Regions from separate parts of the Mus musculus genome. Here regions 2 and 3 are each linked to region 1. A link is a loop called in an ENCODE intact Hi-C map of the cell type or tissue named here. Cell type or tissue: left cerebral cortex. All regions are shown on one strand. Region 1 has its middle 72 kb from the start of Syt2. Region 2 has its middle 4.9 kb from the start of Syt2. Region 3 overlaps Ppp1r12b (protein phosphatase 1, regulatory subunit 12B).

The links. Hi-C counts contacts between places; a loop is a spot of excess contacts. Peaks named below come from ENCODE experiments on the same cell type or tissue, not always from the same donor. Only the 100,000 strongest peaks of a DNase experiment are listed, where the experiment ranks them.
Region 2: it touches region 1 in a loop (2.0-fold over the local background); 4 of 42 quality-filtered maps call a loop at or near these places.
Region 3: a loop joins it to region 1, with 3 times the contacts of the local background. A loop is called at or near these places in 12 of 42 quality-filtered maps.

The regions. Positions count from the first base shown.
Region 1 is chr1:134,633,478-134,641,477 of GRCm38, forward strand. No RefSeq gene overlaps it. Among named protein-coding and RNA genes, the nearest start is that of Syt2, 72 kb to the right of the region's middle. In left cerebral cortex, CTCF peaks have their summits at 3,408 (motif pointing right) and 5,228 (motif pointing right); DNase peaks (open chromatin) are centred at 2,382, 3,062, 3,416, 4,794 and 2 more places; H3K27ac peaks cover 241 bases.
Region 2 is chr1:134,700,417-134,708,416 of GRCm38, forward strand. It overlaps a transcript of Syt2 not described here. Among named protein-coding and RNA genes, the nearest start is that of Syt2, 4.9 kb to the right of the region's middle. In left cerebral cortex, a CTCF peak has its summit at 4,673 (motif pointing right); DNase peaks (open chromatin) are centred at 428, 4,702 and 4,970; H3K27ac peaks cover 1,128 bases.
Region 3 is chr1:134,825,749-134,833,748 of GRCm38, forward strand. The region is part of intron 18 of Ppp1r12b (protein phosphatase 1, regulatory subunit 12B); the gene reads right to left. Among named protein-coding and RNA genes, the nearest start is that of Gm32670, 55 kb to the left of the region's middle. In left cerebral cortex, a CTCF peak has its summit at 4,009 (motif pointing left); a DNase peak (open chromatin) is centred at 4,013.

The sequences.
Region 1 (8,000 bases):
ATGCGCCCTCACCAGCTTTTCTTTGTGTAAGCCTTGTGTATCATGTGTATCTGATATTAGCAGATTTGCTGATATGATAGGAGATAGAACCATCCCCTTCCCAAGTGGGAATCATGGTTTGTTTGTATGTGTTGATACCAAGTCTGAAATGTCAGCTGTGTAAAATGAAATGAACCCTGGGATTGCTTCAGCTTTGCCAGTGCATCCTACCCTGTGCAGTACCAACACTGCACACACTGAAGACATCCAGTTTCAACTCAGGCCACCCGTGTGCCTGACAGAAGCTAAGGTTTTATAAAAAGAACACATTTTACTATGTTAGCTTTGAAGCTTGCTGATACCTTAGAGTAGTGGTTCTTAATGAGTTGGTCACAACCCCTTTGGCAAACCAGTCTCCAAAAATACAATACAAAAATACAAACAGAAGCAAGGTTACAGTTATGAAGTAGCAGTGGAATAAATAACTTTATGGTCAGGAATCACCGCAACCTGAGGAACTGTGTTAAAGAGTCACAGCGTTAGGAAGGCTGAGAACCACTGCCATGGAGGAATGCTGGATAAATGGAGAAAGAAGGTAAAGTAAAATAGCCACTGAGTTTCTACCTTAAGAGGCCCTGCAGGAGAGAGGACTGGAGTTAGCACCTGAGTCAGGAAGACGATGGCAGATTGGGCAGATAGACTAGAGAAGTCTACTAGCTAGACCAGAGAGAGTGAAGTTCCAGTTTTAATGGCGGACAAAACTACAAACCTTCATTCTGTCACTGAGCATGGAATCCCGGATTTTGCCTCAGTTGAAGGTCCACTTGGATTAAGTAGCATGAGCCTATATAAAAATCAAAACACGGAAAGAGAGGGGTTAATAGCTTCTGGTTTGGTAGAATGACTAAGATACATCCAGGCTGCCCACCGCTGAAAGTGGGGTTGTAATCCCAGCACCTAGGATGCTGGGTCAAGAGGACTGTGGGGCCGCAGCCATCCTGGGGGACAAAGTGCAAACAGTGTTGGTGGGTGATTAGTGTGTGATTAGCTGAATAAACAGTATTCATTTCTGTGGCCGTGGTAGAAACTGGGCCTCTCAGCAGGGCCGTACCATAAGTAAAAGTCCCGTGGACTCTATTATCTCCCACCCTAACCAGGCTTCTGCAACAAGCACCTTTCCCCACGAGCCATTGCCAGCCCTGAGGCCTTGTGCAATGGATATTTGGCAGACTTAGAAGACCTGCTTGTGTCTTGGGATGGACATGGAGAAGTTTTTGGTGCCCATGGATGTTTTACTGGGCCCAGTCCTGCCTAGGGTTGTTCATGTAATTTGACTCTTAATAGATTCCTATATACATGAAACAGGAGGTGTATTGGACAGCAGGTATTTTAAATGGGCACAAAGCATGAAGCCAGAGCTGAGCAGTAGTAGCTGACATAAGCTAGTCAGCATATATTAAAATGTTCTGTTGAGCTGGGATGAAACTCGGGAAAACCACTTGCCAAGGACCAGAGAGAGGCCTTAGGTTTGGTTTCCAGAAACATCAGAAGAAAAGGTTTCCTTCTGCCACAATGCTGCAGAAATAGAATCTGGAATATTGCTTGTTGAAGAGTTTCGGAAGAGAGCATTGAAGACCCCATCGTCAGCATGTTATGGGCTGGCTGCATTTGGAGCCATCCTTCCTCAACGTGACTGAAACACCGGAGTTTATGGCTTCTCCCCGTTTGGGCCTTCTGTCCTCAGTCCTTTGCCTGTGGCCCAAGTTTCTCAACTTCGAGAGATTTCATGTGTAACTTGTAAAGAAAATGCTGCTTAAAACATTCTAAGCAAAACGCAATGCTGTTGTAAATCCATTTTTAAGCTATAATCAATTTGTAAGGTATTTGCAGACTTTGTAAACAAATTTCATGTATAAATAGCACATACAAATGTTCCTGCACGTTTTCATCAGTATAGATGAGACGTGTCAAGCCAGCCAGCAGCAGAAGTAATAATCCCACTCCAGGTTGGAGTTCTGAGAAAAAGGGTAGAGGGCTGTGGTGGGTGAGGTCGTGTGTGGTGAATGTTTGAATAACCTGCTTTCAACAGGGATGGCATTAGTGACATCCTATGGTCTGTTTCAGGTGAGTAGAGACCACAGGGCTGTTGTACAGAAAGGCTGTTTTATAGAAACATAGTTACCTTACACACTTACCTTCCAGTGTAAGGTGGACCATCGGTTTGCTAGTCCCTGGCAAGCCTCATGCTAGAGGTAGAACAGTGCTGAGCTGCCCTGCCGGTGCTTTCCCATCTGCTCTGCTGTGAGCGTACTGGACTGGACAAACGATCGGGGCTGCTGGTCTGACAGCAAACGATAAAAGGAGAAATGTGCATCTAATTTTAGCCTACATCATAACCATGTGTATTCATTATACTTTGAAATTGATATGGGATGAGGGCCTATGCAGGCTCTTAAGTGCTCTCTAGGCAATGACCATGAGCATAGTCGACTGGGGAAGTGGAGGGGTGTCATTAAAGGTAGTCCCAGGTGCCTGGGAGTTGTTTGGTGTTTCCAAGCCAGTCAAAACTTGCAAGGCACCCTAAGCTCTCAGACAAGTGCTAGTCACCTATAGCTTTCCTGCTGCAATTGAAAGTGTACTTCCCATGCTCAAGGTGGTGGTCACTTAGCGCCAAACTCAAACCAAGTGTAAGGAGCAAGTGGTGCAGCATGTGGAACCCAAAGATTAACAGTCCTTCCTAGCAGGGCCAACTTTGGGACTGGGTCTATTCTAAGAACATTTTGCTCTGTCCCACTTCTTGCCTAGGACTTCCTGCAGGTTCCAGAGAAATAAGAATATTGTCCATGAGGTTTGGTGAGCCTGCTTCATCTGAGTATGGTGGGCATATGCCCTAGGGTTCAACCTACAGGTACCGGCCAACCATTGTGTGTATGGTCCTGGTGTGAGGAGACTTTCAGAGAAGAATCTAGTGGTCACATGTAAGTCTTGAAATGGCCGCCCTCTGTGTTGAACGAATGCCTCCTGCTCTGATTCCATTGCCTCACTGATGCTGAGAATACATGCCCAGTACTGTTGCCATGGCTACTCACAGGCAGGAAGCAAGTAAGTCCTGGGTACCAGCTTTTAGTAGTTGTCATGCCTTGGAAAACTGACATAGGTCATGGAGGCTTTTAGGCTCCTGCTTATCTCATTGCTCTGTTTCTATCACTACATCCTCCCCTCTCCATCCATTGAACAAGCAAACGCAAACAGGACTTTTCACTGAATCAAGTGGAGTAGTGTCGGGAAATAAAGGGTAGGGGGTGGGGGTGGGGGTGGCTGAGGCTGGAGAAGGGATGAGGTAGTGAATCTGATAAAGCTCTTTGCCCAACTGCTCATTTCTCAGAATGACAGCCTGTCTTCTGTCTGCTACTCCAGCGGTGGCCACCAGATAGTGCTATTTTGTTTCCTTGAGTGTTATGGAGCCTTTTGGTATTTTTCTGGGTTCATCCTGTTTAGGGGCCAAAAGCAGAAAAACACTAGTTTGGGCAACTTTCAATAAGATCAGCAGTTTTAAAGGCTCCAGGACTTTCTAGGGGAGAAAATACTGTGCACTGGATCAGTTCATTGCTTTGTTGCAGCAAGATGTCTGCACACGGAAGTTAGAGTTCATTTGAGAGTAAAGTCTGACATGGTGGGGAAGCCACAGCAGCAGCAGTAGCTGGAGGTCAGGCTGCATCTGTATTTGATTCAGCAATCTAGAGAAGCTGCTCACAGATTTGCCTCCAAGTGATTCTACTCCCTGTCAAGTTGATGATAGTTCTAACTTAGGGTAGGTTTATGTACTGACCCCAGGGAGAGCAAAGGTGAGAGAAAGAGGTCTTCTTGCTGTGGGTGGCTGGCTTTGGTTGGGCTGGTGTGCTCGCGGGAAACCTCACTGTTCTTCCCCCAGAACCGTCTTCACTGGAAGAGGATTGAGGGCAGTGGGCACTTAGCTGAATCCAAATCTGCTGGGTCTTAGGGATGCAAACAGGAGATGATGACTTTCTTTCTGCCGGCCAGCCTGTAGAGTGAGCCCGGGGAAGCCATTGCTAAGAACGGTAACACTAAGAACTGGGGTAGAACTATGTGCAGCAAGACACCAGCTCTCAGGCTGCTTTTTACTTCATATTTCTATTGTGTCTCAACAAAGTTTTGTTGCATTTGCATGTGAGTGCATGAGTTGAGGGGTCAGGGCAATGTGGGGGAGTTGGTTCTGCCATGTAGGTCCAGGGGTCCAATGCTGGTTGTCAGGCACAACAGCAAAACCATAAACCCACTGTCTCATTGGCCACTGTTGAGTTTTTAGAAAAACACTTTTGTATCACTGCCGAGCAGACATGATTCTTACAGATTTACATGCGATTAATACTTGTAATACAAAGTATTTGTAGGTAAGGTAGGATATTTTTTAAAATTTATTTTCTTCCTGTATGGGTGTTCTTCCTGCATGTGTGTCTGTGCGCCATGTGTCTGGGACTGGAGTTGCAGACAGTTGTGAACCATCATGGGTGCTGGGGATTGCACCTGTGTCCTGTGGACGAGCAATCAGTGGTCCTAATCACTGAGCCATCTCTCTCCAGCTCCAGAGTGGGTCATTAAAAACAAAAAAGTGTGAGTGTGGGCACCAGAGAAGACCTGTCTGGGCCTGGAGTTCCAGGCAGCCATGAGCCCCCTCACACAGGGATGCTGGGAATGGAACTCAGTTCTCTGGAAGAGTAAATACGTGCTCACAGAGTCATCCACCCTTCCAGCCCTGGGGATTTTTAAAGATGCCTGTGAGAATGTATGCCACATGTGGGCGGTGCTTTCAGGAGCTAGGAAAGGAAGTAGAATCTCCTGCCAGCTGTAAGCTGGCTAGTGTGTCTGCTGGGAGATGCCGGGTCCTCTGGAAGAGCAGGATGAACCCTTAGCCACTGAGCCTTCTCTTCAGGCCCAAGGATGGGATTTTGATGGCAAAAATTATGCCCTTAATCATGAACTTTATACAGTTCGGACTGAACATGTCTGTCTTCTACATCTGCCAGAAACTTGGATAGCACTCCAGTGTTCTGATGTGGAAGGCCATCTCTTAAGAATCTTCTTTTTTTTTTTTCCTTTAACAGCAACCACAGTTACTTCTACTTAGAATCTAATGCAGTGAAGCCATTTGGCAGCGTGCGCGATTGGAGAAGAGTAGGCTGTTTTCCAGCTTTTGAAGAAGTCGCAGGAAACTTTTAGCGCACAACAGAAGAGGGCAGCAGAGGGCAGGACTGAGTTACTTTCCTAGTTCCCAGGGCTGGAGCTGGGTCCACAGGAGGGAAGGCGGGGTAGACTGAGGTGCTCAAGGTCACTACAATCCTTAGCTCTAAGTTGGACACCAGGATCTGTCTTCTATAGTGTGGCACCGGGAGGAGGATTGGGTTGTAGGATTAAGATGAAAGGTCAGGGTTTGAATTTGTATTTCACCAATTGCTAGAAATCAGCTGCTAAGCTAACGACGCCAGCTGTGTGTGTGCCCAGCAGGTTAAGCATCTCCTGTATTTTCGGTTGGGGGGGGGGGAACGACAGCTGCACTGATTCATGAACTCTTACAAAACATGGTTTAGCATTGGAGGTGCTGTGCATATAGATCTTAGTTTCCTTGCTCATTCATTGTGTTTTGTTTTTGAAACTGGTTTTCTCTGTGTATGTAGCTCTGGCCATTCTGGAACTCGCTGTGTAGACCAAACTGGCCATGAACTCAGATCTGCTTGCCTCTGCCTCCCGAGTGCTGGGATTATGTGTACCACCATGTCTAGGTCTTGAGTTCTTGCTGTACTAGACATAATGGAACTTAGAAGAAAGAACAAAGCTTTGAAAGGCAAAACATTGAATTGACAGGAACTGTGTCACTGTTAAACTAGCTGTGTGACCTTGCTAAGGAAGGATTCAGGCCTACACACAAAATGAGATTGGTATCCAAGATCCTCAGGGGGACGCTGGAAATGATGGCACATGCCTGGCATCCAGGTTCTTAGAGGCTTTGGCAGGAAGATTGCAACTTTGAGCTCCCATTCAGCTACACATAGAAAGCTGCCTAAGAGTATCCAGAAAGTCTATAAAAAAGCCTTCCCGGCTACACAGTCTATCTGCTTCTCCCCCTGTCAGGTTGGCTCCCTTAAGTACCGTTTTAGATCAGATGCATTGACAGTGGGTGGTGCCAGGGCTTGGCTCAGGAGGAGTCTGATACTGAGAGTGGATGCCAACCTTCCGGGTAGCAGGAGTAGAGGAGGGTGGAAATGGTCTCACCAGCTAGCTCAAGTACTCATAAAGGGGTGGCAGGGGCGTGATGTGGATTTGGGGAAGGCTGAGGAAGAGGCGTTTGAAACGGCATTTGTGGTGGTAATGAGAGGAAGCTAGTACAACGTGTAGAGTGTGGGACAGTCTGTGCCGTGGCTACTTTGTATCAACTTAAAGTCCTCATGACTTTCAATGAGGTTGTCTTGGTTTTCAGGTGAGGAAATTGAGAATCAATTGATAAGGCTAAATTGGCCAGCCCTGGACCAAAAGGACGTTGGCACAAAAGAATCATGAGTATTACTAGGCTAGCCTGGGATACACTGTGAGACTGCCTCAAACAAAAAGAACCAGAGGTTGGGAAAGGCCACCCAGCTGGTACACAGAGGTAGCAAGAGAACCCTGATCCAGATCCTGGCATTCTGCTGGGCACTGGGGTTCCTTCCCCACCCCTCGATGGGTAAGGCTTACAAAAGCTTTTCTCTTAGGGAACATTTTTTTTTCCTTAAGCTGGATGAGCATTTTATTCTAGCTGGAAATGTAGTTCAAGAGACCCTATAAGGCCCAGGTGTCTTGCTTCAGAGGGTAGGTAGGTCACATGCTGCCCTTGGGGCTATGGCAGGGGAGTGGCAGCCCTGCTCTGCCACTCAGCTTCCAGACACCTTCACCACTGTGAACAAAGTGCCTGGGGCTGTGCCTGGGCCCGTTTTTTTTTTTTTGGTTATCGAGTTTTCGGCAAAAAGTAACTCAATCTAAGAAAATCAGAAGCCCTGTAAGGAACAGAAGTGTCCAAGCAAAAGTCTACCTGGGAAGGGACCCTTAGTACCATGCAGGTTGGGTCCCAGTAGGCCACTCTCGTGTCAGAATCTTCCTGGGTCACGAGCACCTGGTCTGCTCCACACCCAGGTAAGAGACCTACCTTGCAGGCTGCCGTGCTGCTGAGCCTGAGCTGCACACATAGCCGTAGAAATACAGTGTCCCGGCTGTGGGGAGGAGCAGAGGGCCAGCCCAGGGTGTTCCAACCTTAATCTTCCCCCAGCCAGTAGTCTCTGGGCTTCTAGATTCACTGACATTCCTCTGCAAAGACAACTTCTCTGAGGCAAATTATGTGGAGAGTTCTAAGACTTAGTGACCTACTGGATCTAGACCAGATCTAGAAGTAGTCATGATGTTGCCTGGCACTTATGGAACAATTCCTAAACGTCCGTGCTTACCGGTTCCCATCACTTCTAAATGAACCCAGGGCCTCACAGACTGAGAGGTGAGCTGAGATTCAAACTCACACATCAGACTACAGAACTGAAACTGGTGAGCGTCCTCTCCTCCCCGAAGCCCACACTGCCTGTGGCCGTTTTGATTTAGTTAGTGGGTTTTAGAGAGAGGGTTGCGCTCTGTAACCCGGGTTGGGATGGAGCTTACTTAAGTGTAGCTCAGGGCTGGTCTTGAACTCCAAGAAATCCTCCCACCTCACTGGGCAAAACGCTAGGATTACAAGAACAGCGCCATTCCTGGCTTTTGATCTGTCAGTGTTGGGGGCTCAAGGCCAAGGTTTATTAGTTCCTAGAGAAGTGCTACATCATAGGGCTCCATCTCCTTCCGCGTAGGACATCTTTTTAGAGGCCATCGGGGGAGGGGCCTCACAAGCTCTTCAGTCTAACTCCAGAGTTGTCCTAAACTTAATGCCTTCAGTGCCTTTGATTCAGTTGCCTTTCCAAGAAAAATCAAGGATCTGGTGTGTGAATTCT
Region 2 (8,000 bases), 67 kb after region 1:
TGGAGGAGCCTCAAGACCCAGCCCCAGGGACCTGGAAGCTCAAAAGTGCTCTAATTCAACAAACATTTATGTTCAGTCTGTGCCTGGCTTTTAGGACGGAAAAACCAGCTACTTGTTCCTCTGACCAGGAGCAGGGTCCAGGGGCTCTTCATGGACAGGCTGCTGTCCCTAATGGGAAGGAGTTGACATATTCCCAGGCAATCTGGCCACCCCCTTTTGAAAGCATTTGGCTTCACATTTCCCTAGAAAACGAGGACTTTTAGGATAAAAAACTAACATCAACAACCAAAAAAAAAAAAAAAAAATTGGACTACTGCATTGCAGTGCGGCTGAAATGCAGGCTGCCCGGCAGAGCATAGGGACTCTCCCAGTGCTTGGCTGCTGCCTCCTCGCCCCCTCAGGCAGCCACTGTGACAGCCCTGAAGCCTAGAGTGGGGGAGAGGGCTCCGGCTCTCAGGCCACTGAGCTCTGGACTGCCCAGGCAGTACTCAGGAGGTAACAGTAGAGACTTAGGTAGGGAGGTAATGTCTGGGGGAGGGGGAGGGGAAGGAGGAGGGGAAGGGGGAGGGGGAACAGACAGGGGTCCAAGCTGGGGGGCAGCTCTGCTACCTACCTTGTGTCCTGTACTCAGAGAACCTCCAGTTAAGACCCATGTATGCCCACTGTGGACACCGTTGAGAGTTAGAGGCCCTCTTAATTCTCTCCGCGGTCTCTCAAAATAAAAAGTGTGTGTGTGTGTGGGGGGGGGGTGTCTTTTCCATCCACCCACTTAGAGCATCCCAGCTTAGAGATTCAAACCGGGGACCATCGGGCTGAAAGGGAGCTAAGAGATCGTCTTCCCCAGGCCCTTTATCCACAGGAGAAGAAGGCAGCTTAGCCAAGGTCACTCAGCTGGGGCAGAGCAGGTTGTAGAGCCCAGAGGGAAGGCAAAAAGGGATGGAAGCCTGTGGAGGGAAACCCAACCTGAGGGCTCTCAGCGGGGGTCAGCGGCTTCCTCCTGACTCACTAATGAAGTCATCCAGTAGCTGCTGTTCAAGGCAGCCAAGGAGGTGATAACAGGCTTTGTGTGGTGTGTCCCCTTCCTCTTGCATGTGCATACATATGTGTGTAAATATATGTATGTATGGGCATAGGGATGTGTACATGTGAATATGAATGTGTGTGTGTGCACGTGCATGTGCACACACATGCAGAGGTGTACACATGGGTAAGTGTTCCAAAGCTCACTCTCCCCCTCCCCCCTCTGCCACACTGAGTTCTAGCACCGCAGATGACACAGGCCAGGGCCTGGCTCAGTCATCCAAGGGCTTCTGCAGCCCCTCCTGGACTTTAGTCCAGGCCCTGCCCCAGGCTTGGACCTTCAGCTTCCATGAGTTGGGATCCTAGGGGAGCACTGGGTATAGAGTGGGAGGGGCAGGTGTGGGCAGGACATACTCAGAGCCCCTTTGCCCTTAAGTTTGCACAATAGCACAAGGCGGCCAGATGCTTGCTTCTTCTCTTGCTGCCTGTCTTCCAACCACAAGCTAGTACCTTAGGAGTTACTTCTGAAAAAAACTGTTTTTATTATTATTTAAGTCATGAGTATGTGTTTTGTCTCTGTGTAAGGGTGCCCACAGGGGGTCAGATGTGTCAGATCCCTCTAGGTCTAGAGTTAGGGTAGTTGTCAGCTGTTTGATTATGGGTGCTGGGAATCTAACTCCAGTCCTCTGAAAGAGCTGTGTCTGCTCGGAACCATCTCTCCAGCACCTCTTGACACTTCTCCTCTCTCCTCACAGCCAATCCAACCCCAAAGCCTGATCCCGCTATTAGCACAGTGCTTCTCAACCTTCCTAAGACTGCACCCCTTAATACAGTTCCTCATGTAGTGGTGATCCACAACCATAAAATTATTTTCATTGCTACTTCATAACTGTAATTTTGCTACGGCTGTGAATCGTAATCTAAACATCTGGTATGCGAATGGTCTTAGGCGACTCTTATGAAAGGGTCGGCCAACCCCACGGGGGTCAAGGTCCACAGGTTGAGAGTCACCGTATTAGCATCTCATGTGTTATGCACAATCTAAGTAATCTGCCTACAATACACTTTCTTCCTCACTGTACTGTTAATATCCGTCCAGCCTCCAAATCAGAGCAAGCCGTTCTTCCTCCAGGAAGCCCCTCTTGATTTCCCTTTTTTGCATAGCACTGTCCCATATTTTTTTTATATCACTGGTTGCACGACAGATATAATGGCATTCGTGTATCTGTGTGTGCGGTCAGTGGCTGGTGTCACCTCTGCATGCAAGCCAAGCACTCTGTGAGGACAATGTCTTGTTCGCTTTTGCTTATCAGTGACTTCTCAGCTAAGCGTTAACCGTAAGTTGCTGGGTAGATGGAGGAATTGGCAGGTAAGTTGAGTCAGGCTCTGTGGACAGAGGCAGGTGGAAGGTTTTTCTAAGAGCTGGCCTGAGTGCAGGGTGCGGTGGCTGGGTCCCCAGCACAGCAGGAAGCTGGCCCATCAGTGGGGGTGGGGGGGGATGCAGACAGCAGAGAGGCCATGGAGTGTTGTCTCCTTGGGTCATGTGACTGGAAATATTAGACCCTGGGAGCAATTAGTTAACTTAATTAGCTCATCTATTTAAGCAGCAGCTAAAGCAACGGGGCCTGAAGACCATTTTGGGAAAGACAGTCAATTATTTGCACCAATGTCACCCTAATTTCCCAGTAAGCTCGGCTGAGACTGGGCAAGGGAAGAGACCTGAACACTCAATTAATTTCCCCGTTTGGAGGCTGGAGTGGAAGGAGGCTGGCAAGAAGCAGGCAGTTCATGCCGGGAAAGTCCCAGTGGCCATCTTACTACTGAGCACTGACCCTTCTGATAAAGACACAGGCTGAGATGTGACCCAAAGAGAGACTGATTTAGTCAAGGTCACCCAGCAAGTCAGAGCCAGTGGCATGCCAGATCCCAGGTCCCTGCCTCCCAGCCCAGGACCTCCACTTCACTGTTGGGTATCACCATGGTGACAGAGTGACAAGGCTCACCTAGGGCAATGTCCAGAAATGAGCACACACCTCTATTCTGGATACTGGGTCCCTGTTTTGTCCAGTGCTTATCCGAAGAGGGGTTGGACATATAGTGATTCTGTTTCTAGACTATGAGGAGAGTAGTTCATAGTTCCTGTTGTTCTCCGCTACAAGGTCAGCAGTCAAAGATGATGAAGTGTTTACTGTGTGCCTATGCTGTGTGGGTGAGGAGGGGAACTGCAAAGAACTCACAATACACAACAGAGCCCTGGACACTGGTGAAGGACAGAACAGAAGGAAGTTCATGAGGTCTGGGTGTTGAGGACGGGAGTGAGGAGCGCTGACTGATTGAATCAGGAAGTAGTGCAGGGGAGTGGGCAGGGCAGAGACTGGGGCAGTACTGGGGCCAGAGGCCTGACCAGGAGGGGCCATGAGGAAGGGCCATGGGGAAGGGGCATGGGGAGGGGCCATGGGGGAAAGGCCAAGGGGAGGGGCCATGGGGAGGGGCCTTCATCAGAGCACATTGGCTGGAGGCTTCTGGGAAAGGGTGATATTAGGGGGTTTTGTTTGTTTGTTCCCCAGTTCGAATGATGCCATTGAGATAATAAACCATATATTATATGCAAAAGATAAGGACATTCTGCACTGGGAAGGGACATATTTCCATGGATTGTTAGTTAAGAGCTTGCATTGCTGGCTTAGGAATCAAAACTCAAAGGAGTGACGGGAAAGAGAGTTAGTCAGCACCTGAGCTCCAAGATGCAGGAGAGAGTCCAGTTAGGGCATGGGTTTCCCTCTAGGATTCAAGAGTTGGTGACCTTCAAAGGCTACGTGTCCCGTTCAGAGCTGCTTCTGAACCCCCACATCCACATGTGCAAGTTCCTGCAGGATGGCTGGTCCCCGAATGCAGTCTAGACCTCTAAACTGGGCATGTCCCAAACCAATTTCATACTCCAGTCTCCCTGTACTCGGGCGACGGACTCCACCACTGCTGCAGGGATACACTCCAGAGTCCCAGAAGTTGCCCTGGATGCCTGGCTCTCCCTTGCTTTCTGATGCAGTTTCTCAGTCAGCAGGGAGCCTTCTTGCCACACCACCCCACTCCCGGCCTTTTTACTGGCATGGCCCTGCCACAGGCCATCTGCTTCACCTTTCCCATCCGAATGCAGTACTGGCTCTCCTCTGTCTGGGGCTCTCTGGCTGTCCCACCTTCCAGTCCAGCCCTGACGTAAGCCTTCGACTGCGCCTTGTTGCTCACCACCTGACCTCCAAGGCCCTTTGAGTTCAGGCCCCTGGCACTGCTTGAGTCCCATTCTGTTCCTTCCCATCCTGTTCCTTCCTACCGTGTGCATGAGGCTGGGGATCTCTGAGTCCCAGTGAGAGGCTGTCTGCCTTGGGCGTGTTCGCAGAGGGCCAGCCTTTCTGCTTCTAAGGAAGCACCCTCAGCCATGGGCTTGCCCTTTCCTGCGGCTCATGGACCGTTCTCTGCTAGTAGGAATTGTGACTTCCGGCATGCCGTTCCCAGGCCTAGGAGAGTGAGTATGTGGTACATAGAGCATCCTCAGGAATGCTTATCCAAAGAGTGTGGGACAGAACGTTCCAGGCTGCATTCTCTGTAGGAAAAACCCAGCTGTACTGGAAGGGGTCATGCAAGCCACGTGTTCTGACCAGCAGATGGCGATAGAGGTCGCCGTGCGTGAGCAGCCCCCACTCCCAACCCCTTTCAGGTGGGCAGGCTTACCTGAAGGGGTCGTCTCTCCCACAACTGCGGGAGGCTGGCATCCTGGCTTCTTACATTCTCTGGAGAGAGGCTCACTGTACAGATCCAGTTTGCTCTCCCTCTTCAAGGCCCCTCTGCCAAACACGGAATCTTCATAGGTGGCCTGGGAATTGCTACTCATGTCTAGGAAAAGCTCTCCTTGGGGAGACATGGCGATGCTGTCTTTTGAGTACAGCTGGTACTGGAGCTATGATGGGAAGACTCTAAAATTGGCAGTATGGTCTTGGACAGTCCCTTCCCTCCCCGGGAGGTGGGTGGCTGTTGGAACCCACGGATCAGGCCTTGAATTCCTTGGGCCCTGACTCTGGAGCCAGGAGCAAGGCAAGTCCTTGGCCTTCTCTGAGCCTCTGTTTTCTCAGCTGTGAAGCCTGGTGCTTATGGACCTGGGGACTGCTGCCCTAGTGGCTCAGTGACTAGGATCGGTGGAAGGAGGGACAACATGATAGCACTGGAGATGGTCACAGTGGCAACTGCAGGAGTTAACACTCTTTGCAGAAATCTTAATTTCTGTGTCTTTCTTTGGGAGGGAAGCACGGGAACTATTGCTTTGTCTGGACAGTCGGGAAGTGAGGAGTGGACCCGGCCAGTGTGTCGTCACCGCTCCCCTTATCCCTCTCCCCTTGCTCAGGGGAAGCCTAGGGATGCTAATTTCCAGCAAGGTTTCCTCTGCTCTGCGTGCAGCAATCCCAAGCTACTTTGCAGGGACCCAGCTGTGGTGTGTTCCTGAGGAGCCTCAGGTGCCTCCGACAGGAAGGAGGACACCTGGGTAGCAACAGGGAGAATGCAGAGTGGGTTTCAGGGTACCCCTTCTGTGAATGATCCCCATCCCTCATCCCCCATCCCTCATTCCATCCAGGAGCTCTGAAAACAAAAGCAGGGGTGTGCTGCTTAGATGCAAGCAACGAGCAGCAGCGCCGTGTATGTGAGAGGGGCTTAGAGCTGCCATCCCATCGGACTGGAAGGGGGAAAGCCACTTTGCTTGTGGTATGTGGACTCAGTTGGGAGTGACCTTGGTCATGAAGGAAGCAAGAATCTCCTACCCCTTCCCTGGCCACTCCTGGGTTGGCCAAGGCATGCGGCTGTGGTTTGGAGCTGGGCTGGTTTGAGCTGGCACCTGAGGCCAACTCGGGGCGAACACAGGTCATAGCCTCGCAGGGGTGAAGCCAGGTGCAGAGTGGGAGAGCTGGTCCTAGTTGCAGTCTACTTTCCCCAGGAAGTCTAGAGCAGAAGTCAGGGACTCAAGAGCCACTAAGTGGCCTGTGATGGCAGCTGAGGAGTTTGTGGCCCAGGGAGAAGCTGAAGGCAGAGGATGGCTTGATTCCTTCACCAGCGGGAGTGAGCACCTATACAGCTTGCCTAAATTCCCTCACACCTCCCATCCCTCAATCCTTAGGCGAATAACCCTGTTTGATAGTGAAACTCCTATGTTGCTGGTGAGAAAGATGCTAGGAGTGGTTTCACTGTCAAGTCCAGTCATGGGTGTGTGGCAGTCTTGGCATTGGATACTCAGCCTCAAGGCTACACTTGCTGAGGATTTTCTGTGCCTGGAGGCCAGACTCAACAGGAAGGCCTCCTGTGGAGAAGACAGAATAAAGGGGATGGAAACAGGTAAGGACAAGGGGAGGGGCAGGGCACTGAGGCTAGCTGCTGGAGGTGTGGCCTACATGGTGAGACTGTGAGGGGAAAGAGCGTGCCCTGCTCTGAGAGAGCAACATGTGTAAAGGTACTGAACAGGGCAGAGCATGGTCCTTTCAGGTCCTGCAGGGCAGTGAAGACATCTGAGCAGGGATGTGGGCCAGGGCAGAACCAGCTGAAACTGGAGAGTGGGAAAAGGATGGGAGGAGCACAGGGAGGAGGGAGAAGGTATAGATATGTACCCAGGCCATGTGGATTAGGGAAGATCAGCATCCGGAATCACAAGGCCCACCTCTGAGCCACCATGACTCCTGAAATAGCCTTGTCTTGCTCCGAAGCCTCCAGAGATGGTCTACATGGATTAAGAGATCAAAGTTGTAAGGTTCATTGTTACCACCCCTGCCAGGGAAGGGAGCCAACTATAGATGCCTTTCTCAGAGGACCTGCCCCATCTGCATAGATGCCACCAATAGAAGTCCACTGTCCCTCCACCCCAGGAAGGGACAGGCCCATGGTGGCAGTCTGTGAACATAACAGGTATTTCTAGAAAGTGTGGACATAGCTTTATAGACGGACTCCATCTCTGCCTCAGACCCTCCTGCCTGGCAGCAGTTTTGAGGAAGGCCCAGGGCATCTTCCAATTCATGTGGTAGTGCCCATTTATCCATCCGAGAATCATCACATTTACCCATTCCCATCCTGAAGGTGTGGGTTCTCCTAAGGCAGGATGCTGTTAGGTACGCTTAGCTAAAGGAAATCCTGCAGTCTAACCTGAATGCAACCTACTGAGCCTCCCTCATTGGTGGAAATCAAAGAGGGGTGCTGTTACCCCCGTGGAGGAGCAGGCCCCTTACACTTCTTCAGCCTGCCCACTCACAGGGAGCAGTTCTCAGATCTGGGGGTGGCATGGGCAGGCATGGGTACGGGAAGACTCCTAGTACTACTTATAGTCTGACCTTGAGCTCTTGACCCCAGGCCACCCTTTCTCTCTGGAGAATGAACACCTGGGAACAGCCTTCCCAGCACTGTGGGCAGCCCCTGTCAGATGTCCAGGGACATGCTCCTGCCCAGCCCTGCTGCATGGAATCCCCAGACCAGCTCTTCTGTAGCCTCGGGCCTACAGCAAGCAGTCACCATTCTAAACTGAGTCGCTAGCCCTACAAAAAGCAGCCATGCTGCCTGCCGGAGCATTACAGCCTGTGAGGACTGGGAGGGAAGGAAGAAGGGGTTGATGGTAGTTTAGTAATTTCCTGTCTCTTCCAGGTATGCCCATGGGAAACACAAAACAACAACAACAACAACAACAACAACAACAACAACAACAACAACACACACACACACACACACACACACACACACACACACACACCTCATCACTTCCTGCATCAGGTCTTGAACTTGATTCCTGTTTGAGTGTACAGAACAGGAGGGAAAGAGAAAGAGGTGTTGCCGCAGAGGGTGGAGCAAGCAAGCCAGTCCAGACGAGCAAAGGTGGGCTGGGCTGGGCTGGGTAAGCTGGACACTCCACTTGGGGACTGGGATGCTGAGGTCTTAGCAGCAGGGGAGTTGGGGACCGAGGG
Region 3 (8,000 bases), 190 kb after region 1:
GTCAGTCTTCTTGCTTTGAATTTTGGAGTGCTCTAGGGTTTTGTCCTTCTCTGGAGTTATTTTCCTGGTAACTTCATCCAATCCCATGGTTTTAGAGATGATCTGTTTGTTTCCTGACATCCAAGTTTAGAAATCCCACCTGGACCTTTAACTTTGAACTCTAGACGTACATACTCATGCTCTCTTAACATTTCCATGTAAAGCTATGTCAGTTGAGCCCAGTAAGCTCACACGTCTAAACCTGGCAGCAGAGGCCTGCTCTTCTTCTGCCAGACTTGTTCTTGCTTTAGCATTCTCCATCACAGCTATGAGGCTCTACTCTTAGAAATGACTTAGCCCTCGTGTCCACCTTCACGTCTTTCTTCATACTCTATCCAAACTGACAGTAAATCTAGGTGGTTCTAATTTCAAAATGTATCCTGAATGTAACTCCTCAGACTCTTTCTGCTCTCAGCTTGGTCCTAAAGCTTCCTTCACTTTTCCTGTATTATGGAGCCAGACTCCTACCTGATGTATCCCCTCAGAGTACGTTCTTCAATATGGCAGCAGAATCTATAAAACATATGTACACACATCACTCAGGTGTGATAAAACCTGCACCAGAGACCCACATCTGCAAATCAAGACTGAAGCTGTCACAGTGACATCGTCCATTCGTCTGCCCTTTTGTTCATTCTGCCAAGGCCACACTTGTGTTTTCAGTCCTCAAACACGCAAGGCACACCTGCCTCAGGGTCTTTGTGGCTGCAGTTCTTTCTGCTTTCACCCTACTGTCACTCCTATGTTCAATATAGCTTCTCACGTCCCATCCCTTATGCCCAAATCCTGTTTTGTCAACACAGTCTAGCTTGACTGCCCTATTTATTCCGTGAAGCTCCTGTCAACACAACACTTTTCCTCTCAATTCTGTCTTTTTCCAATGCACTTAGCACCTATTTAAGTATGTATTCACTGCAGGTCTCTCTTATTGGAAAGTAAATTCTACAAGAACAGGGCTTTTTCTCATTGTATCCTCAGAATCTAGAAAAATGCCTGACCACAAATGGTGCATAAGAGCATTAGAGAAAGAACAGGAAGATCCCAACCAAAGGGAAGCAGCACAGAGTACCAAGTGTACTTAGTGGTCAGCATTAGAGATACTTCTGGGGCTTTGATTTCTTTTTTCTTTTGTTTTTGTTTTGTATGAGACAGGGTTTCTCTGTGTAGCCTGGCTATCCTGGAACTCACTCTGTAGACCAGAATGGCCTCGAACTCAGAGATCCACCTGCCTCTGCCTCCCGAGTGCTGGGTGCCACCGTGCCCGACTTTGATTTCTTGTTAACGTTCAGAACTAAGCCTTGCCAGCAAAGTTAAGTTGTACTCTTGTTCACTTTGTTGGAAAGCACGTATATTAGATTGTTTACCTCTTTTAGAGCACGCTGCCAACAGATCTCTCCACTAGCAGGCTAACAGTTATCTAGAACAGGTCGATACCTCAAATTCACAAATTAAGGATGCTTTAAAGATTGGCTGTTGGTTCAATCTCTTAGTTCCGTTCGGGATTAAGATAGCTCCACTGCGCACGTAGAGGGCAAAGTTTCAGTGAATTTGTTCAGATTGACTATCACCTGATTCTCCTAAAACGTCTTCAGGGAATTACAGGTGGGGGTGGACTTGCCTAACCAAAGAACGTTAATTCTTACTTCCTGACCAAGATAGACACTGGCCTATGTGAAGGGACTCTTACCCACTGAGCAGCCTTCAAGTTCTGAAGGTCCTTCACTCAAGGAGGTCAAAGCTGCTAACAAGTCAATTCAAACATGGAACCAGCTAGTTAGAAAATCCAAATGGCAGGGTTATGGCAAAGAACGTAAGCCATATTTTCAGGTCTGTGTTACTACTGTCTCTAAAAAGGTTCCCTGATGCAAGCCACAGGATCACCTAGAGATTTCATGTCTCCAAGTAACTAGCATCTTCAGGCCTTAGTTTTTCCTTCCTTTCCTTTCCTTTCTTTTATTATATATTTTCTTTATTTACATTTCAAATGTTATCCCCTTTCCTAATTTCCCCTCTGAAAATCCCCTATCCTCTCCCCCTTTTCCTTGCTCCCCAACCCACCCACTCCCGCTTCCTGGCCCTGTCATTCCCCTATACTGGGGCATAGAGCCTTCACAGGACCAAGGGCCTCTCCTCCCATTGATGACCAACTAGGCCATCCTCAGCTACATATGCAGCTAGAGCCATGAGTCTTTCCGTGTGCTTTGATTGGTGGTTTAGTCCCCAGGAGCTCTGGGGCTACTGGTTAGTTCATATTGTTGTTCCTTCTAGGGGGCTGCAAACCCCATCAGCTCCTTGGGTACTTTCTCTAGCTCCTTCATTGAGGACCCTGTGCTCTGTCTAATGGATGACTGTGAGCATACACTTCTGTATTAGTCAGGCACTGGCAGAGCCTCTCAGGAGACAGCTATATCAGGCTCCTGTCAGCAAGCTCTTGTTGGCATCTGCAATAGTATCTAGGTTCTGTGGTTGTTTGTGGGATGGATCCCCAGGTGGAGCAGTCTCTGGATAGTCATGCCTTTAGTCTCTGCTCAGAACTTTGTCTCTGTAACTCCTTCCATGGGTATTTTGTTCCCCCTTCTAAGAAGGATCAAAGTATCTACACTTTGGTCTTCCTTCTTCTTGAGTTTCATGTGTTTTACAAATTGTATCTTTGGTATTCTGAGTTTCTGGGCTAATATCCACTTATAAGTGAGTGCATATCATGTGTGTTCTTTTGTGATTGGGTTACCTCGCTCAGGATGATATCCTCCAGATCCATCCATTTGTCTAAGAATTTCATGAATTCATTGGTTTTAATAGCTGAGTAGTACTCCATTGTGTAAATGTACCACATTTTCTGTATCCATTCCTCTGTTGAGGGACATCTGGGTTCTTTCCAGCTTCTGGCTATTATACATAAGGCTACTATGAACATAGTAGAGCATATGTCCTTATTACAAGTTGTAGCATCTTCTGGGTATATGCCCAGGAGTAATATTGCTGAATCTTCCAGTAGAACTATGTCCAATTTTCTGAGGAATCACCAAACTGATTTCCAGACTTGCAATCTGATTACCAGCTTGCAATCCCACCAGCAATGGAGGAGTGTTCCTCTATCTAACCATCCAGTGAAAAGAAGACAGCATTTTCAACAAATGTTGGTGGCTCAACCGGCAGTTAGCATGTAGAAGAATTCAAACTGATCCATTCTTATCTCCTTGTATAAAGCTCAAGTCTAAGTGGATCAAGGAACGCCACATAAAACCAGAGACACTGAAACTTATAGAGGAGAAAGTGAGAAAGAGCCTCGAAGATATGGGCACAGGGGAAAAACTCCTGAATAGAACAGCAATGGCTTGTGCTGTAAGATCAAGAATTGACAAATGGGACTTCATAAAATTGCAAAGCTTCTGTAAGGCAAAGGACACTGTCAATGAGACAAAACAGCAACGAACAGATTGGGAAAAGATCTTTACCAATCCTAAATCAGATAGGGGGCTAATAACCAACATATATAAAGAACTCAAGAAGTTGGACTCCAGAAAACCAAATAACCCTATTAAAAATGGGGTACAGAGCTAAGCAAAGAATTTTTAACTGAGGAATACTAAATGGCTGAGAAGCACCTAAAAAAATGTTCAACATCCTTAATCATCAGGGAAATGCAAATCAAAACAACCCTGAGATTCTACCTCACAGCAGTCAGAATGGCTAAGATCAAAAACTCAGGTATCAGCAGATGCTGGCTGTGGAGGCCTTAGTTTTCTTAACTATGAGAGTAGGTTCTTGAACCAAGTTACCTCTGAATTATCTTGTAACTCATGATACAAAAAGTTACAAGGGAAATGTCTTTACTGTACTGAATAAGCTTCTTCAACAAGTCCCGTAGAACAAAAGCAATCTGTCTTTGGTTCTGCCTGCTTCTTTTTAGGGCATGACTCTGCTTGCTCACTAAAGTCTTTTCTGCTGACTACTTGTGCCCTCTAGTGATAAAGTCAATGATACAACAGGATTGGGCTGGGAAACCTACTGCCGCCCACAACAGCAGATGAGGAAAAACAAGCAAACTTCATGTCAAGGAAAAGACAGGCCAGAAATGAAGGCAGGAACAGATGGAAAGGATCCAAGCACTGTTCCTCTGGCTGCTCTGTCCAGAGCGGATACTCTAGGGTGACCCCACCACAGTAGCCACTGACACTCTGGCCTGCCCCCACCACAACAGCCGTTCAGACCTTTGTTGCAGTTTAGCTTTGCTTAGGTTTAGCTACTTATAGTCAGACTGTCTTGAAAATATTAAGTGGAAATTCCAGACTAGTCAACTCATACATTTTAAAACGTGTGTGTTAAAATCTCACACAATCCTGCTCTGTCCTGCCTTCTTAGCAATCAGCTCAACTTCAAAGGCATCAAGATTCCAGTGCCTGTGCTCCAGTCACCCTTATTTTACTAAGTGATATCCTGCAATATAAGAGTAATGATGTTCATTTTATTCAGTATACAGCTACAAATATTCCATTTTATTGCTGCTTATCTTGACCAACTTGTCGGCTAAAATCAGAGGTGCACAAGAGAAAGCACAGCACAGAACGTACAGCTCTACTTTCAATTTTAGGCAGCCCTGGGGGTTTTAGGCATTCATTCCCCATGGATGGAGAGGGACTGCTCTATAGAAAACATCACGCACACTCTGGAATACAGGCATTCATATTAACATTTTAATCCAGGGGTTTCTGACTTAGTAAGACAAGGTATCTAAAGATTTCCAGAGACTACCTGTTACCTAATGCAGCTATGAAACTGAACTGTTTAAACAAGGAGGAACTAAGCTTTCAGGTTACACAGTCTTTGGCAGTTTCTCTAGCTGGTGGATTTACCAGTGGAGTTGGTTGTGACCATTTATTTACTTATTAAGCAAGGTCTGTAGACTTCTTATTGTATTCTTTACAGACACAAGAACAATAACATGTGACTGTCTTCTTCATCATCTACTCTGTGCATGAGAAAACATCTGCACTGTTCTTGGCTATGAATTTCATGTAAATAAATCTTGGTTACAATTTCATCAGTACTTAAAAGAGGGGATGGAACCGGGCGTGGTGGCGCACACCTTTAATCCCAGCACTCGGGAGGCAGAAGCAGGTGGATTTCTGAGTTCGAGGCCAGCCTGGTCTACAAAGTGAGTTCCAGGACAGCCAGGGTTACACAGAGAAACCCTGTCTCAAAAAAACCATAAAAAAAAAAAAAAAGAGGGGATGGATTTTAGTGACATCAGCAGAGCTCAGGTCACACAGATGGCCTTCTTAGCCATACGGTGCTACTGGCAGGTGGCCAGACACTAAGGGATCTTCCTAAATATTTAAAAAGAGAGGAAAGAATCATATAGACTGAGAATCATCTTGCTCTAATCCCAAGTGGAGACATATGGTAGAGATAATAACTACTGAAGTTTCTTTCTTAAAATTAAATATCACTGAATGTGTCCATATAACACTATGGTGAAAAATCAGAAAAATGGTCTTATTTTGCATCAAAGAATTGGCTGAAAATGGACAACAGAAAACTTTATGAGGGATGAAGGTTACATACCCTGTCAGGTGGCAGTTACCCTGGTAGGTATAGGTCAAGATTCCTTACATGGTACATTTTACATTTACATATTTTATTAGCTATAAATGACATTTCAGTTGACAAACAGATGTCAGAGTCTTGGGGCGGAGGTCACCTTTAAAGACAATAAGTATTGCCAATAGAGAAGGAGAGAAGAGCTGGTACAGCCTCAATAGTAGATACAGTTTCACTGAACCAAAGCCAAGGAGGGAAGAACTGCCCTGGCTTTTCAGCAATATCCACACTGATTAGCAACAGGGCGACCTCAATAGCAAGTCCCCCTTTTTGACTAGCACAGTGGATGCTGTGGAGCCCAGTCAACTTTACTGCTTAATGGAGGGACAATATGTTATAGGAAAGAGAGAGAGAGAGTGTGGTTCTAAGAGTAATTAGATACTACTGACTATCTTTAGGTAGGGTCGTAACAATTTATTCTGGGTCATTACTAAGTATTTCTTCTGTGAGCCCATATGGGAAATGCTGACTAGAATTAGCAAAGAGTGAGCTAGGAAGGAGACTGGACACCAAGTAATGGAATATGCAAACACAAGACTATTAAAGGCAGCCTCACCTAGGCTGACTCAGCAGTAGCCTTTCCTTTGCAGAACTCCAGGTAGAGCAGGGAAATGGCACCTCTTGGCAAGTGCTTGGGCCAACCCTAGTGTCAGTGGTTTGACTATGCTTGGCCCAGGGAGTGGCACTATTAGGAGGTGTGGCCTTGTTGGAGGAAGTGCATCACTGTGGGGGTGGGCTTTGAGACCTCCTTGTAGCTGCCTGGAGGCAGTCTGCTCTTGGCTTCCTTCAGATAAAGATCTAGAATTCTCAGCTCCTCCAGCACCATGTCTGCCTGCACACTGCCATACTTCTTGCCATGATGCAAATGGACTGAATCTCAGATCCTGTAAGTCAGCCCCAATGAAATATTGTCCTTTATAAAAGTTGCCTTGGGCATGGTGTCTCTTCCCAGCAGTGTAAACTAAGACACCTAGATATCCAGCTAGAGGTACTGTTTGCTTAGATTAACACTGGAGTCTACCTGATATATGGGAAACACTAGTAGATGCCACAAATGATTGGATAAATGGGATATTCTTTACCTGACAAATAACTTTTGTGTCAAGCCTTAGTAGCCCATGCTTTTCTACACAGATCAGAAAGTCTTCTCCATGGATTTAATTCAACAGTCTTAAAATGAAATGCTCTAAGAGGAAATTTCCTAAAAGAAATTCTCTAAGCGCTATATCAAGATCACTTTTAATTCTTCTTACTTCATGTACCCTAGGCTAAGATTTTCCAGTGCCAAGAAGTTTACTACAGAGAGAGATTTTTTTTTTTTTTTTTTACTGGCAAAAGATGTTCTATGACAACACAATCTGCCTTGTAATTCCTAGGATCTAAATGGCCTGTACTAACTCTATGGGGATTCTGGGCCTTTCCAGTGCTTTGTAATCTATTACTCAGATTCTTGGTTTAAGCACAATTTCCCAAAGGAACCTTTCTGCCTCTTTTTAAAGGCCTTTCCAAATCCCTTAAAGAAGAAAGTTGCTGGCATACATGCAGTCTCTCTCTCTCTGTCTCTCTCTCTCTCTGCCTCTCTCTCTGCCTCTCTCTCTCTCTCTCTCTCTCTCTCTCTCTCTCTCACACACACACACACATACACACACACAATTTTTCTGTGTATTTTGAAACAACATAATTTATCTTTGTAACATAGCCTCAACATCAATCAAGGAAGACAATTCTTACTTATATTATTATTAATTAGCCTTCCCCCTCCCATTTGAGACAAGGTCTCTCTCTCTATATAGCCTATTCTGGCCTTAAATTTGCCATATAGGAGCTAGTGAATGGCTTAAATGGTAAAGTAGATCTGTTCAGATTCTTAGTATCTAAAAAGGTCAGACACAGCACTGTATGCCTATAATCTCTGCACTTGAGGTGGGGTAGAATTCAGGAGGATTCATAAAATTTGCTAACCAGCTCTCTAAAGTAATTAATGAGCTTCATGTTCAGTGAGAAATCCTTTTGCAAATGATTAAAGGTGGAAGGCTTTGGTCTTCTCCATTTAGATCCTAGGAATTACAAGGCAGATTTTGTTGTTATAGAACATCTTTTCTGCAGGTCTCCATGGAGCCTGTGCACACATATGCAAATGTATCCACACCTATCCCCAACATAGGAACACACACACACGCACACACACACACGCACACGCACACCCCAAAAGTAAGAAACTTGTGCTCTTCCTACCACAGACTCATAAAGGATTATAAGCACATGCCACCATACAACTACTGTTTGGGATCTTAACTATTTAGGTAGAACAATGATGATTTACTACTTATGGCTATATCGGTAAAATGAGCTAGCTGATT